Linked DNA regions of Homo sapiens: region 2 is linked to region 1. Evidence: read pairs that join two places in POLR2A ChIA-PET (ENCODE). Cell type or tissue: Panc1. All regions are shown on one strand. Each heading gives the region's core, and the rest is flanking DNA. Links, peaks and the distances in the headings are about the cores only.

Region 1 (7,384 bases), core at 2,191-6,190:
TTAGCCAGGCATGGTGGCACATGCCTGTAATCCCAACTACTCGGGAGGCTGAGGCAGGAGAATTGCTTGAACCTGGGAGGCAGAAGTTGCAGTGAGCTGAGATTGCGCCATTGCACTCCAGCCTGGACAACAAGAGCGAAACTCCATCTCAATAAAAAATAAAATAAAATAAAAAATTGGCCACGCGCAGTGGCTCATGCCTGTAATCCCAGCACTTTGGGAGGCCAAGGCGGGCGGATCACCTGAAGTCAAGAGTTTGAAACCAGCCTGACCAACATGGAGAAACCCTGTCTCTACTAAAAATACAAAATTAGCCGGGCATAGTGGCACATGCCTGTAATCCCAGCTACTCAGGAGGCTGAGGCAGGAGAATCGCTTGAACCCAGGAGGCAGAGGTTGCGGTGAGCCGAGATCACACCATTGCACTCCAGCCTGGGCAACAAGAGTGAAACTCTGTCTCAAAGAAAAAAACAAAAAACAAGAAAAGAAAAGAAAGAAAAATAAAAAGAGCTTTAATCCTTTTTACAAAGTCCTGTTGGACAGGAACCCGGGTTCGAAACCTTGTCCTGTGGTGGCTACAGGAGGGATACTGAGACCACGTGGCCAAGGATGTCACCCAGGACAGACTGGGGCTTCTCAAATCCATCCCAGAGCATGGAAGCACAGACTCAAGCAGTCTTCCTGGTGGCCTGAGGCTACCCACAAAGGTAGCCATTCCTGTCCCCACCATCCAAAGACTCAAGTGAATCCTTCTCCCCTTAAGGTAAAGTAAGGCCTAACGTCAGAGGAATTGGCTTCCAGACCATCCCTGCTACCTTCTAGACAGGTGTACCCAGTTAAGTCATTTAACCTCTGGGCCTCAGTTTCCTCAATCATAAACTACAGATCTAGCCCATACCTCAAAAGACTATTTCAGGATTAGAGCTAATACATATATACATAAGAATATTGATACAAAGAAATTGATAGGTAACTGCTAGTTAGGGTTCCCTCTAGACAGCTGTTGGGAGTCCTAAAAACTAATGCAGAGTGACATCCATATAGACAGGAAGTCACCGGGACACAGCACAAATCCATGGTGAGTGGAATGTTGGATATTTTTGCATTGAAATGATGTCTTCTCTGCTGGTCTCCACTACCCTCAACATGTGTGCGCGCACACACACACACACACACACACACACACACACACACACATTCTCTCTCTACAGTCAGCCTTGCCTAAGCTGAATGGGACCTTCTCAGCCTGACCCTCTCAGAAGCCTTGTTTCTGTCATTTTCTCATACATCTGCCTTTTATTCTAGAGTCACTGCCATGGGACTTTTGTCCCTTGAGAATCCATATCCCCTTCTCACTGTCCTACAGTTACAACCAAAGAGTGCAGACCGGACTACAGCTCCCATTTCCATTCCCAGATTTCCTCTCTTGATATGTCCCCATAGAAATCTCTCTTACTTCCCACCCGACCCCCTCTTGACAGACCCTCAGCCATCATTCCCCTGAAGTGGGTTCTCCATAAACGCTTTATGAGTGAACAAAAACTCCTGTCATTATTCACTATCTTACAAGCTCTTTAAAAGAATGCCACCAACTCCCCTCCTGTCCTGGCCTCATCAGGAGACACGCAGCGCCACTATACAGGGCAGGTCAACCAGAAACAGCCGTAAAATCTGGGCAGCCCAGTTCAGCCAGCCACAAAAGCAGCGAACCTTGTTTTTCCTTCCAGCCTCACAACCCCACCAGAAAGACAGACCACCTTTAACTAGGTCAACCAAATTTCACAGTCTTCACCCCACACTTTCCCCCTTTATCATCATGGTTCTCAGTTCTTGGTTGGAGGCATTAAATTTATTGTGATGATTTATGTCTGGAAAAAATGAAAAATCTCATCAATTCTTGACTGAACCGAAGAAGACCTTCTCGTATGGAAAAACGCACCATTCAGGACAGCAGCATAGCCTCGGACCATCTCTGCTCGGGGATTTTTCTAAAAAGAGTCCTAAGCTGGCTAGAGCTAAAATTTTGGCAACTTTGAGATGAAAGTCAGGACAGGGAGGAAACTGCTTTTGAAAAGCCAGTCTCATTTAACTCATGAAGAACCATCCGTCACAGGACTTGACCTTCTCACCCCATCCCTTCCTCTCTGCTTCCACAAATGACCAAGCGTAGCTTTCCTCTCGTGACCCTGCAGACCAACTCCTTGGTAAACAAAGAGGGATAAACAGCTGCCATATAAAAACACCTTGCTTGGACTGACTCCACTTACCCCAGATGGTCTGCCTGAAAGTTGTCCCTTTGCTTTTACACACTGCAACCTAAAATCCAATGAGAAACACGTTTCTTTGTAAGAAACGAAGCATCATACGTTGATGCAATATGAAATCTCATTCCACGGTATTGAGGATTTCACTGGGTTTAAGCTGAAAGACACCCTAACCCAAGGAGGCTTGTTATCTTGTTTGCTTTAGCCTCAACCCTAAAGCTGCAAACACAAGGCTTACAAAATGAGGGGCTCTTGAACTGAATTTGAGTGTGCGTGTATTTATTAATAGACAAGTAAGAACGCAGCATTATTCTCATTCCTGTGAAAATTTCACTCCACCTACACTTGTGTAACCAGGTCAAATCAAGCCTGAGTTATATGAGAACGTGGATTCTAACTTTAACAAATACATAAAGTCATGACCCTTTTGTTTTGATATGCTGCCTGGTCCAGACAGGCAGAAAAGCCACCGCTAAAACCAAGAGGTATACAAGACTTCACAATTTATTAAGAAGATTAGTTGGCTTTAGTTTGTCCACTAATGATTAGTCACTGAATGTGCATTCCCTTGGAAGCCTCAGAGATCAGGTAACTCAAGGAACAGTTTGGTTTAATTTTATTTCCCTCTTTCTTTTTGATACGTCACTGTGCTCTGGAAATTAAGGGCTGTTTTACCTACAACCATTCCTAACTATATTATATACAACGTGACAAGCCCACCTTAAATATTGTATGTTTATTCACTTTCCACTATATTTGTAGAACTGCCTGCTGTGAAATTACAAAGTTCATGGTTCAGCTGAACTTTTGAACTCAAGTGAGGATTTGACACAGCAAAACAATCTAAATGAACCCAACATGAAGTTTTCATAGTCGAAACTGCTTTTCAGCCTATTGTCTGGGGTAATTGGGTAGGAAAGTTCTTTATTGATGTTGTAAAAACTACCAGTTTAATAACAGGCAGAGGGAGTGGAGAGGAGATGAGTGGATGTACCTTGGAGCGTCTAAAATCACGCTTCTTTGCGAGTTCACTGAACTCTACCTGACCCTGTGAGGAAGGTCTCCCCAGGACAACCCAACAACTCTAAGGTTTGTGACCAAATGGCTGCAGCCTGCCAGCTCTCAATACCTCAGCGCAGAATGACCTTTCAAATACCACACAAAATAATAAGAATATTCATTTAAAAAATAGTAGCTGCCACGATGCATTGAATGACTACCAAGTACCAGTACCAGGTACACACTTCTTCATTAAATCTTCACAAAAATTATGCCAGGCTAGGATTACCATCTCCATTTTATAGATGAGAAAACTGAGACCAGAGACATTAAGCAATTTGTCCAAGATCACACAGCTGATATCTGTGCCTCAGTTTCCTCATCTGCAAAACAGAAGTTGGACTAAGTGATCTCAGAGTTGAGGTTTTAAGTGCTGGCTTACATGCATGCAGCAGTCAGAGAGGGAAATTCCATGTGGAAGATAGAAGAGCTTTCATTCACTGTAATCCCAACGCAACCTATGAAGTAAGTTGAGGTAGGGTAACCTCAACTTTATCGAAGAAATTGAGTTTACGTGGGTTAGTTGACTTGCCTAAGGTCACACAGCTGGCAGGAGCAGAGTTAGGATAAAATCCCAGACTCTAAAGCTTATGCTTCTTCCATCTCTTAACTGCAAAGTCAGTGTGATGTCCTTTGGGTCTCGACCTCTACATTAAAAATTTTGACTGAGTTTGAGAGTGAAGGTTGGCAGGCTAAGGGTGGGAAGGAAGGTTTGTTTGGACTAAATATCAGAGTTATTGCTTCAGAGTTTTTATTCTAAAAAACGAAAACTTCACTTCTTGGATTTGGGAGCAACTGTGTCCGAAAGCTCTCCTACAGAGTGGTGCTAACCCCTGCTATCCCTGGTCACATTGCCTTTGGTGTGACTGCTATTGAGAAAGTCAATGAAGAAAACCTGCTGGACATTAATAACTGAGAAAAAACACATAAAATGCTTAGCCTAGTTATTTAGTAAATGCTTAACAAAGCTACCTATTACTACATTTTGGTTATTCCTACTTGAAAAATAAGAACACACGGTCCTCCCACTCCACACCCTGGCCGTTATCAATGTCGAACAGGACTTCTCCCTTATAGTTTATATATGCCTAATATATACCAATATGTAGATTTGGGGTTTTAAAAAATTTGATTATTTTGTCTTTTAATTGGACACTTTATCTGTTTACATGTAGCTTAATTACTAGTTTATGTGGGTTTAAAGCTGCCATGTTATAGTTTGCATTCTGAATTGTCCTGTCTGATTTGCATTCCTTTTGTCTTCTTTCGGATTAATAAAATACTGTTTTATTATTCCACCCATGGCATTATTGGTTTGGAGATATGCACACTATATTAATTTTTAGGGGCTACCCTAGTGCATTAGTCTGTTCAGGCTGCTATAACAAAATATCATAAACTGGGTAACTATTTCTTACAGTTTGGGAGGCTGGAAAGTCCAAAACCATAGTGCTAGTGGATCTGATGACTGGTGAGGGTCTGCCTTTTGGTTCATGGATGGTACCTCTTCACATGTTTTCACGTGATGAAAGGGGTAAGAGGTCTCTCTCAGGTCACCTTCATAAGGGCACTACTTCCATTCATGATGGCTCCATCTTCGTGATCTGTTCACCTCCCACCAAAGGCCTCACCTCCTAATACCATCACATTGGTGACTAGGGGTCAACATGAATTTTGGGGGGACTCAAACATTTGGACCACAACACCTAGAGATTATAACACTCATCCTTGATTTATCAGGTTCTAGTGTTATTTGATACTTTTACTCATTTCCTAGTACTCTCTCCTCCATAATGTTATACCATGCTTTTGTATTTTAACTCTACATTTTGAGCCTCCTTAGATATTATAACTGTTTTATATGAGTAATACACATTTAGATTTACCACATTTTTGCCTTTTTTCTTATTTCTTGAATCTCTGACCTTCCATGTGGATTATTTTTCTTCTGTCTGAAGAACACTCTTTTATACTTCCTTTCATGTAATCTGCTGATGATACATTTTCTTGACTTTGGTTATCATTCTTAAATGATATGTTCCTGGCTTTAGAATAGCAGGTTGGCAATTATTTTCTTTAACTACATTAAATATATAATCCCATTGTTTTCTGCCTGCCATTGTTTCTGTTGTGAAGGCATTCATTATATTTTTTGAGAAGTTTAGTGTTAGTCTAAATGTTGCTTTCTGTCTAGCTGTTTTTTGTTTTCTGTTTTTGTTTTTCATTTTGTTGTGTTTTGTTTTTTTGAGGCAGGGTCTCACTCTGTCACTCAGGCTGGAGTGCAGTGGCACGAACACGGCTCACTATAGCCTCAACCTCCCGGGCTCAGGTGATTCTCCCACCTCAGCCTCCCAAGTAGCAGGGACTACAGGGGCCCGCCACCACGCCGGGCTAATTTTTGTATTTTTTGAAGAGATGGGGTTTTACCATGTTGCCTGGGCTGGTCTTGAACTCTTGGGCTCAAGCGATCCTCCTGTCTCGGCCTTTCAAAGTGCTAGGATAACAGGCGTAAGCCACTGAACCCAGCCTCTCTGACTGTTTTTAAGATTTCGTTTTGTGCTATGGTTTGAATGTGTCCCCCAAAGTTTATGTGTTGGAAATTTAATCCCCCATAAAATAGTGTTGAGAGGTGGGACCTTTAAGAGATGATTAGGTCATGAAGGCAATGAATGGATTAATGTCATTATCATGAGAGTGGTTTGTTGTAAAAGTGACTTTGGCAATCTCTTGCTCTCTTGCACTCTCTTGTCCTGCTTTCCACCATAGAATGACACAGCACAAAAGCCCTTGCCAGGTATGGGCTCTTCAGTCTTGGACTTTCCAGCCTCCAGAACTGTAAGAAATAAAACTATTTTCTTCATAAATTACCCAATCTCAGGTATTCTGTTACAGCAGCACAAAACTAAGACATCTTGTCTTTTGCTTTTTTTTTTTTTTTTTTGAGATGGAGTTTTGCTTCTGTTGCCCAGGTTAGAGTGCAATGGCACCATCTCAGCTCACTGCAACCTGCACCTCCCAGGTTCAAGCGATTCTCCTGTCTCAGCCTCCCAAGTAGCTGGGATTACAGGCACATGCCACCACGCCCAGCTAATTTTTGTATTTTTAGTAGAGACAGGGTTTCAGGCTGGTCTCGAACTCCTGACCTCAGGTGATCTGCCCACCTCCGCCTCCCAAAGTGCTGGGATTACAGGCATAAGCCACCGCGCCCGGCCTTGTCTTTGGTTTTTAGCAGTTTTACTGTGAAGTATCCAGGTGCATTTCTTTATATTTACCTGTTTGGGGTTAAATCTGTGACTTGATGATTTTATCAGTTTAGGAAAATTCTCAGCCTTGAATTCCAAATAATTACTTCTGCCTTGTCTCCCCGACTCTACTTCTGGGATTCCAAATACATGTATGTTAGATCCTCTCATCCTCTGTGTCTCTTACTCTCTCATCTGTATTTTCTATCCTTTCTGAATTTTTTATGTTTCATTCCAGATCTTTTTCACTGACATATCTTTTACTTCACTAATTCTCTCTTCAACAGTATCTATTCTTTATAAAACCTATCAATAGTATTAATAATTTGGGTTACTGTTTTTTTTCATTTCTAAGTTTTCTACTTGATTCTTTTTCAAATCTACCAAGTCCTTTATTATGGTTTTCAGGTCTCTGACAAAATTCTCAATCTTGTCCTTTTTTCTTTGAATATTAAGCATAGTTATTTTAAAGTCTGTGTTCAATAATTTCAATATCTAGAGTCTATACGGGACTGTTCTATTATCTGTTGTTTCTTCTGATTTATTTTGTGTTGTCTTGTCTCCATGTGTGTCTGGTTATCTTTTATTGTGTGCCACATGTTGTGTTTGTAAAACAATTTGTAAAATTATTTTGAGGGACAGGGTATTATCTTCTTCTAGAAAGGGTTTATATTTGCTTATTCCAGGTGCTTAGGGGCACTAGCAATCTAGGCTTACCCTAACCCAATTTCTTGGACTGATACCATTCAAAGCTGGGCAGAGAAAGCCTAAAGTTCACCTTTACACCTAAGGTGTAGCCTCTCAAGATCTTAACTCAAA
Region 2 (7,384 bases), core at 1,059-5,058, 260 kb before region 1:
ATCTTGGCTCACTGCAACCTCTGCCTCACGGTTCAAGTGATTCTCCTGCCTCAGCCTCCCAAGTAGCTGGGATTACAGGTGCGCACCACCACACCTGGCTAATTTGTTGTATTTGTAGTAGAGACGGGGTTTCACCATGTTGGCCAGGCTGGTCTTGAACTCCTGGCCTCAAGTGATCCACCCACCTTGGCCTCCCAAAGTGCTAGGATTACAGACATGAGCCACCGCACCTGGCCCCAACTACAAATTCTGCTTGTGATATTAGAAGGGATGAGAGTCCATCGCAGTTGTTGATCGTCTTGTGTGGTGTTCTTTACAAGAAAGTGCACTTTTCCAAGAAACCATGTACAGGGGGCTCCTGTCATTGGGTAAATTGGGTGAAACAGGGTGCTATAGCAATTTCCTGGTCTTGTGCAATATCCTATTCATAGAAAGTGAAGGCACTTATTAATATTGCCAAGTCTCTGGACCTATGTGGTTGGGTTACAGACCCCAGCGTTAAAATCTAGTCCTATTTCTGAAGACTGAAGAGGATTGGGGAGAATAATACAGTTGCTGCTAACATCTATCACTTCCAAAAGATGTGCCTATGCTGCCATGTGGCGTACCCGGAGCACCTCTGAGAAACAACTTTTACTTTCTAATTTTTAAATATACTGTATTATATTTTAAAATAAAATGCATTTCCACAAGATGAATTTTCCTGATTATCATGTTTGCCCAAAAGCCCAGAGTTACATAGAAATGTTCAATTACAGTTTCCTCACCCGGATATTTTGGCATAAGGAATCTCTTCTATCACTTTAAGGACTCAATGTTTAGCTTTCTATTTTTATGCTAATGATTTTCTATGTTATCTGCTAGTACAAGTCAGTGCCGATGTAGACAGGATATAAGTAAGTAACAGTTAAAAATTCTAAATATTGGGCCAGGCGCGGCGGCTCACGCCTGTAATCCCAGCACTTTGAGAGGCTGAGGCAGGTGGATCACCTGAGGTTGGGAGTTCTAGACCAGCCTAACCAACATGGAGAAATCCCATCTCTACTGAAAAAATACAAAATGAGCTGGGCTTGGTGGCGCATGCCTGTAATCCCAGCTACTCGAGGGGCTAAGGCAGGAGAATTGCTTAAACCCGGGAGGCGGAGGTTGTGGTGAGCTGAGATCACGCCGTTGCACTCCAGGCTGGTCAATAAGAACGAAACTCCATCTCAAAATAAATAAATAAATAAATAAAACATTCTAAATATTTCTTCTGTCCGTTTTCGGGATACATACTGAAAGCATGTGACTCTCTTGTCTTTCTGATTGGATTTCACACAAGGAACTTCCTCGCTTTACCTACTCTCATTCATGTTTCATGTTATAACCCCAATTTACAGGCTCTTTTTCACAGGTTACATTTTTATATAGACTGGCTAATGTGTGTTCTATATGTGTTTTTGATCATGTTCCCCAACTATAAAAATGTTTTGAGTATTAATTCTCAATATATGTAGACTTATTTATTCTTTCCTTCATTCAGGAACCTGCTGTTAAGTATCTACTATAATCTGGTACTGTGTTAGAGTAGTGAGTAAAACAGGCAAGAATCCCTGAGTCGAGGGGGCTTTCCTCATGAGCAGAGACATGAGGGTACTTCTGTACCAATATGTTAGGTATGATAGGAGATAGATGGGTAAGTGGCAGAGGCTGATATTATCCACCAAGTTCTAGGAAGAGAGAAGTACACACACTGAACGTTTGAATGCTGCACCATCAAACAGGGGACAGCAAGCTAACCCTATCAGTGAACTAGCAACCTATTTACAACCCTAGAAGGTCTACTTGGGGGGATATTTTCACAGTGGGCAAAGATTTATGGGTCCTTTTACATTTCTATTACAGAGAAATGCCTTCCTCTCTTACTGAATTTTGTCCTACTTTTCTCTCTTCCTGGATTCTGGCGGGGGGTAGTGGGGTGCTATATTTAGTCTTTCTTTTTTCTTTTTCTTTTTTTTTGAGACAAGGTCTCACTCTGTCGCCCAGCCTGGGTACAGTGATACAATCATAGCTCACTGCAAGCTCAACCTCCTGGGTTCAAGTGAGCTTCCCATCTTATTCTTCCATGTAGCTGGGATTACAGGCATGCATCATCACACCCCATTAATTTTTTAACTTTTTGTAGAGATGGGGTCTCATGATCTTGCCCAGGCTGGTCTCAAACTCCTGGACTCAATTGATCCTTCTACCTCAGCCTCCCAAAGTGCTGGGATTTCAGGCATAAGCCACTGTGTCTGGCCACTCTATTCAGTCTTTACCTCTTGCCCCTCTATCTCATTCATGACTGTTGAAATTTCAGGCTGAGAGTGGTGACTCACGCCTGTAATCCCAGCACTTTGGGAAGCTGAGGTGGGCAGATCACCTGAGGTCAGAGTTCAAGACCACCAGCCTGGCCAACATGGCGAAACCCCATCTCTAGGAAAAATACAAAAATTAGCTGGGCGTGGTGGTGGGTGCCTATAATCCCAGCTATTTGGGAGGCTGAGGTGGGAGAATCACTTGTACCTGGGAGGTGGAGGCTGCAGTGAGTGGAGATCACCCCAGTGCACTCCAGCCTGGGTGACACAGCAAGAGTCTGTCTCAAAAAAAAAAAAAAAAAGAAAAGAAAGAAATTTCATAGGCACCAGAGTTTGACTCTTGTAATGGAGAAGTGATGGCAGATATGTTTACTGCCAAAATGCCCTGCGAGGCTAATAGCAAAATGGCCCACATCTCATTATAGTGACTTCAATGATTTAACAGATGAAGAGGTAGGGGTTGAGAGGTCCTGAGTCATTGGAAGCCTATCTCCTACTTAGGCTGCTATGTGCTTTCCTGTTTTCCCTGCAGATTAATTGGCACGGCGACTGTAGCCCTGAAGGACCTGACTGGTGACCAGAGCAGATCCCTGCCGTACAAGCTGATCTCCCTGCTAAATGAAAAAGGGCAAGATACTGGGGTGAGTGTTTTCTCTCTTATTGAATGGCTTTGAAGTGAGATGATTGAGCAAAATTTCATTAAGAAAAAGGTCTAAGGCCGGGCGTGGTGGCTCACACCTGTAATCCCAGCACTTTGGGAGGCCAGCACTTTTGGGTGGATCACCTGAGGTCAGGAGTTCGAGGCCAGCCTGGCCAACATGCCGAAACCCCATCCCAACTAAAAATACAAAAATTAGCTGGGCATGGTGGTTGGTGTCTGTAATCCCAGCTACTTGGGAGGCTGAGGCAGGAGACTCGCTTGAACCCAGGAGATGGAGGTTGTAGTGAGCCGAGATCATGCCATTGCACTCCAGCCTGGGTGACAAGAGAGAAACTCCATCTCAAACAAAAAAAAAAAAAAAAAGAAAAGAAAAATGTCTAAATTGTCAGAACCAATTGGTAAAAAAGAAAAAAGAAAAGAAAAGGAAAAGGTATCAATTGGTAATTAGCTAACCACACACACAAAAAATCTGGTTTTGAGATTTTTCTGGTGATCTTTCTCAAGTGTGTGTGCTTTAAATAAAAAACTGGGCCCGTTTGCAAACGACATGGACCTTATTTTATACTTTCAATCACAGAACTAGCAAATTTGATAGATTTGATTTTCTATGAGATAATTCTATAGAGTGAGGGTGACCCCCTCTAGGTGTAGCTCTGTGCTTAGCCATGTGGGTGTTAACATTTGTGTGGTTATGTATAATTCTGTGTGTCAGATATTCTTTGAAACATTCTGTAGAAGGCAGTTCATTGACATAAGCTTGGAATATGAAGACTGTAATATCATAATCTTTTTTTTTTTTTTTTTTTGAGATGGAGTCTCACTCCGTCACCCAGGCTGGAGGGCAGTGGCATGATCTCGGCTCACTGCAACCTCTGCCTCCTGGGTTCAAGTGATTCTTCTACCTCAGCCTCCTGAGTAGCTGGGATTATAGGCACGTGCCACCATGCCCAGTTAATTTTTATGTTTTTAGTAGAGATGGAGTTTCACCATATTGGTTAGGCTGGTCTCGAACTCCTGACCTCAGGTGATCCTCCCACTTCGACCTACCAAAGTGCTGGGATTACAGGCATGAGCCACCACGCCTGGCCTCATAATCTTTATTACATTGGGTGCTGGATGTTTTCTGGTCACAGCCTCTCTCAATAAGTACATCTTGCTGGGCGCGGTGGCTCACGCCTGTAATCCCAGCACTTTGGGAGGCTGAGGCGGGCGGATCTTGAGGTCAGGAGATCCAGACCATCCTGGCTAACATGGTGAAACCCCATCTCTACTAAAAATACAAAAAATTAGCCAGGCATGGTGGCACGTGCCTGTAGTCCCATCTACTTGGGAGGCTGAGGCAGAAGAATCGCTCGAATCCAGGAGGCCGAGGTTGCAGTGAGCCAAGATCGCGCCACTGCACTCCAGCCTGGGCAACAGAGCAAGACTCCATCTCAAAAAAAAAAAAATTAAAAAAATAAGTACATCTTAATATTTTCTGATGCAAGACCAGAATTCTCTTTCTCTAGTGCATGTGCTTTAAAAAAAAATGACTCAAGTGTCGCAAGTCCCAGATTTCATATAATTAATAAGAAGCACTCATAAAGATACTGTACTTGGCCCATAACTTCCAACCCCTTCATTTTCCAATCAATTTATTTTTCTTGGGAGCCTGGGCAAAGGGAGAGAAATTTACATTAAAAGATGCAGTCCCTGTAAGCAAAGCTAGGCTCTCAACAGCCATATGAGAGAAAGGCAGTTTTGCTGATCTGGTCTCTAAAACTTATAGATTTGCCACAAATCAGCATTGTAATCAAAACACACATTTAAAATGTTGGCTATCATCTGTTTACCCAAAACCTAGCTGAGAGAAATGATTCTGAGGAAAGATGGTATAAGTCAATGATTTTTCTGCCTTCTTTTTTTAAAGCACAGAAGAAAGCATATGTAGACCCCTAGAATGGCAGAACTGTTGTGATTCAGTGGAGTGTGTTAGTCCATTTGGCACTGCTATAAAGGAATACCTGAGGCTGGGTAATTTATAAAGAAAAGAGGTTTATTTGGCTCACAGTTCTGCAGGCTGTACAAGCATGGCACCGATATCTGCTCAGCTTCTGGTGAGGCCTCAGGAAGCTTTTACTCGTGGGGGAAGGTGGAGAGGAAGCAGGCGTGACACATAGTGAGAAAGGGAGCAAGAGAGAAGAGGGGGAAGGGGCCAGACCCTTTTTAATAACCAGACCTTGCAATAACTAATAGAATGAGAACTCACTCATTACTGCAAGAATGGCACCAAGCCCTTCGTGAGGGATCCGCCCCCATGACCCAAAAACTCCCACCAGGGCCCAACTCCACTATTGGAGGTCACATTTCAACATGAGATTTGGAGGCAACAAACATCTGAACCATATCATGGAGTAAGGAAAGTAAATGGCCTCAAGCCCTGCCCCCTGTAATTCCTCTTACCCTTTTGGGGGTCCCTGGAGCACCTCTGGGAATCCTGAGGTTATAGAACACAGCATGAAAACCACAGATCAAGGGGGTGGTTGTCTGTGTGTTCTTCTAGGTTTGAAAAGTTTGATTCTTAGATTCAGTTTAGCAACTAAGCCCTTCAGTGCTCCCTGCGTTCAGCCATGAGATGCTGCTCTTATGATTCTTTGTGTGCTGTGAAACTGTGGCTAGGGTCGTATTCCTTATCCTGTTCAGTCCCTTCCAGAGCAGTAGTTCCAAGACACACGATGTGCCAGTATATGAGGGAGTATTCACTGATGAACAGAAAAATGGAAAAAGGGCAATGCACTGTGTGTGTGTGTGTGTGTGTGTGTGTGTGTGTGTGTGTGTGTGTTTACCAGATGTAGGAAAAGTGGCAAATGAAAGCATAGGATGTGTATTTAAATTCACATACAGGCTGGGCAAGGTGGCTCACGCCTATAATCCCAGCACTTTGGGAGGCTGAGGTGGGTGGATCATCTGAGGTCAGGAGTTTGAGACCAGCCTGGCCAACATGGTGAAACCCCGTCTCTATTAAAAAAAAAAAACAAAAATTAGCTGGGCATGGTGGCACGTGCTTGTAATCCCAGCTACCCAGGAGGCTGAAGCAGGAGAATCACTGGAACCCGGGTGTGAGGCGGAGGCTGCAGTGAGCTGAGATTGTGCCATTGTGCTCCAGCCTGGGCAACAGAGTGAGACTCTGTCTCAAAAAAAAAAAAAAAAAATTCACATAAAAAACGAATAATTTCTCAGTGTAACTATGTCCTAAATATGATGTCCTGTCCAGATGTCCAGATTTTATCTGGTCACCTTGTGTGTGTGTGCATATGTGTGTGTGTACGTGTGTGCCATCCTTATTTGCAAAGGACTCCCTTTATTCTGAGGTTTGTCTCTTCTCATTTTTGGTGTTAAAATGCCTCTCTTTTATAAAATGATTGTGATAGTAGATGATAGTTGTGGGCAGGTGTTTGGCAAAATACAAGTTAGCAACCCAATGTCGATTTCCCCTAGCAAATTGTTTGAAATTTTGTGGGTCCATGAAATTAAAAAGTACTGTATACAGCAAACTCTGCCCTAAAATAATGCTCCATGTGAGAAATTGATCTCAGCTCTTATAAGTAGGAATAACATTGTCTCTTGTAAGGAACTAGTATGTTTCCTTCTGTTGGTAGTGAAAGCTACATAATGTTTTCAGTTTCCCTTTTCATTTGGCTCTAGGCATTTCGGAGGTCACAGATTATGCAACAGAAATGGCAATTATATTTAACTTTATGGTTTGCATATTTGTTTCCTCTTTAGCCAGATTCAATTCTCCTTTTTTTATCCTATTTTATGAATCACAACTTTATATACATGTTTTGTTAGTCACTTTTTTTTTTTTTTTTTTTTTTGAGACGGAGTCTAGCTCTGTCACGCAGGCTGGAGTGCAGTGGCACGATCTTGGCTCACTGCAACCTCCGCCTCCCGAGTTCAAGAGATTCTCCGGCCTCAGCCCCCTGAGCAGCTGGGATTACAGGCACCTGCCACCAAGCCCAGCTAATTTTTGTATTTTTAGTAGAGATGGGGTTTTACTGTGTTGGCCAAGCTGGTCTCAAACTCCTGACCTTGTGATCCACCCACCTTGGCCTCCCAGTGCTGGGATTAAAAGTGCAAGCCATTGCACCCAGCCTTGTTAGTCACTTAAAGTTCTCTCTGTTTTTTTTTGTTTTGTTTTGTTTTGTTTTAAGACAGAGTCTCCCCGGGCACGGTGGCTCATTCCTGTAATCCCAGCACTTTGGGAGGCTGAGGTGGGCAGATCACGTGGTCAGGAGATCGAAACCAGCCTGGCCAACAAGATGAAACCCCATCTCTACTAAAAATACAAAATATTAGCCGGGCATGATGGTGCACGCCTGTATTCCCAGCCATTCGGGAGGCTGAG

The links. ChIA-PET counts read pairs that join two places held together with the same protein. Peaks named below come from ENCODE experiments on the same cell type or tissue, not always from the same donor. Only the 100,000 strongest peaks of a DNase experiment are listed, where the experiment ranks them.
Region 2: POLR2A ChIA-PET joins it to region 1 with 7 read pairs; 2 of 35 experiments call an interaction of 5 or more read pairs at or near these places.

What each region holds. Positions count from the first base shown.
Region 1 is chr10:93,169,968-93,177,351 of GRCh38, reverse strand. No RefSeq gene overlaps it. Among named protein-coding and RNA genes, the nearest start is that of CYP26A1, 100 kb to the right of the region's middle. In Panc1, for the core only: no CTCF peak of the experiment used is centred there; no DNase peak of the experiment used is centred there; H3K27me3 peaks cover 283 bases.
Region 2 is chr10:93,427,001-93,434,384 of GRCh38, reverse strand. MYOF (myoferlin) reads left to right here. Exons shown (of 54, transcript NM_013451.4): 4 at 2,869-2,977. Among named protein-coding and RNA genes, the nearest start is that of MYOF, 52 kb to the left of the region's middle. In Panc1, for the core only: no CTCF peak of the experiment used is centred there; no DNase peak of the experiment used is centred there; H3K27ac peaks cover 3,100 bases.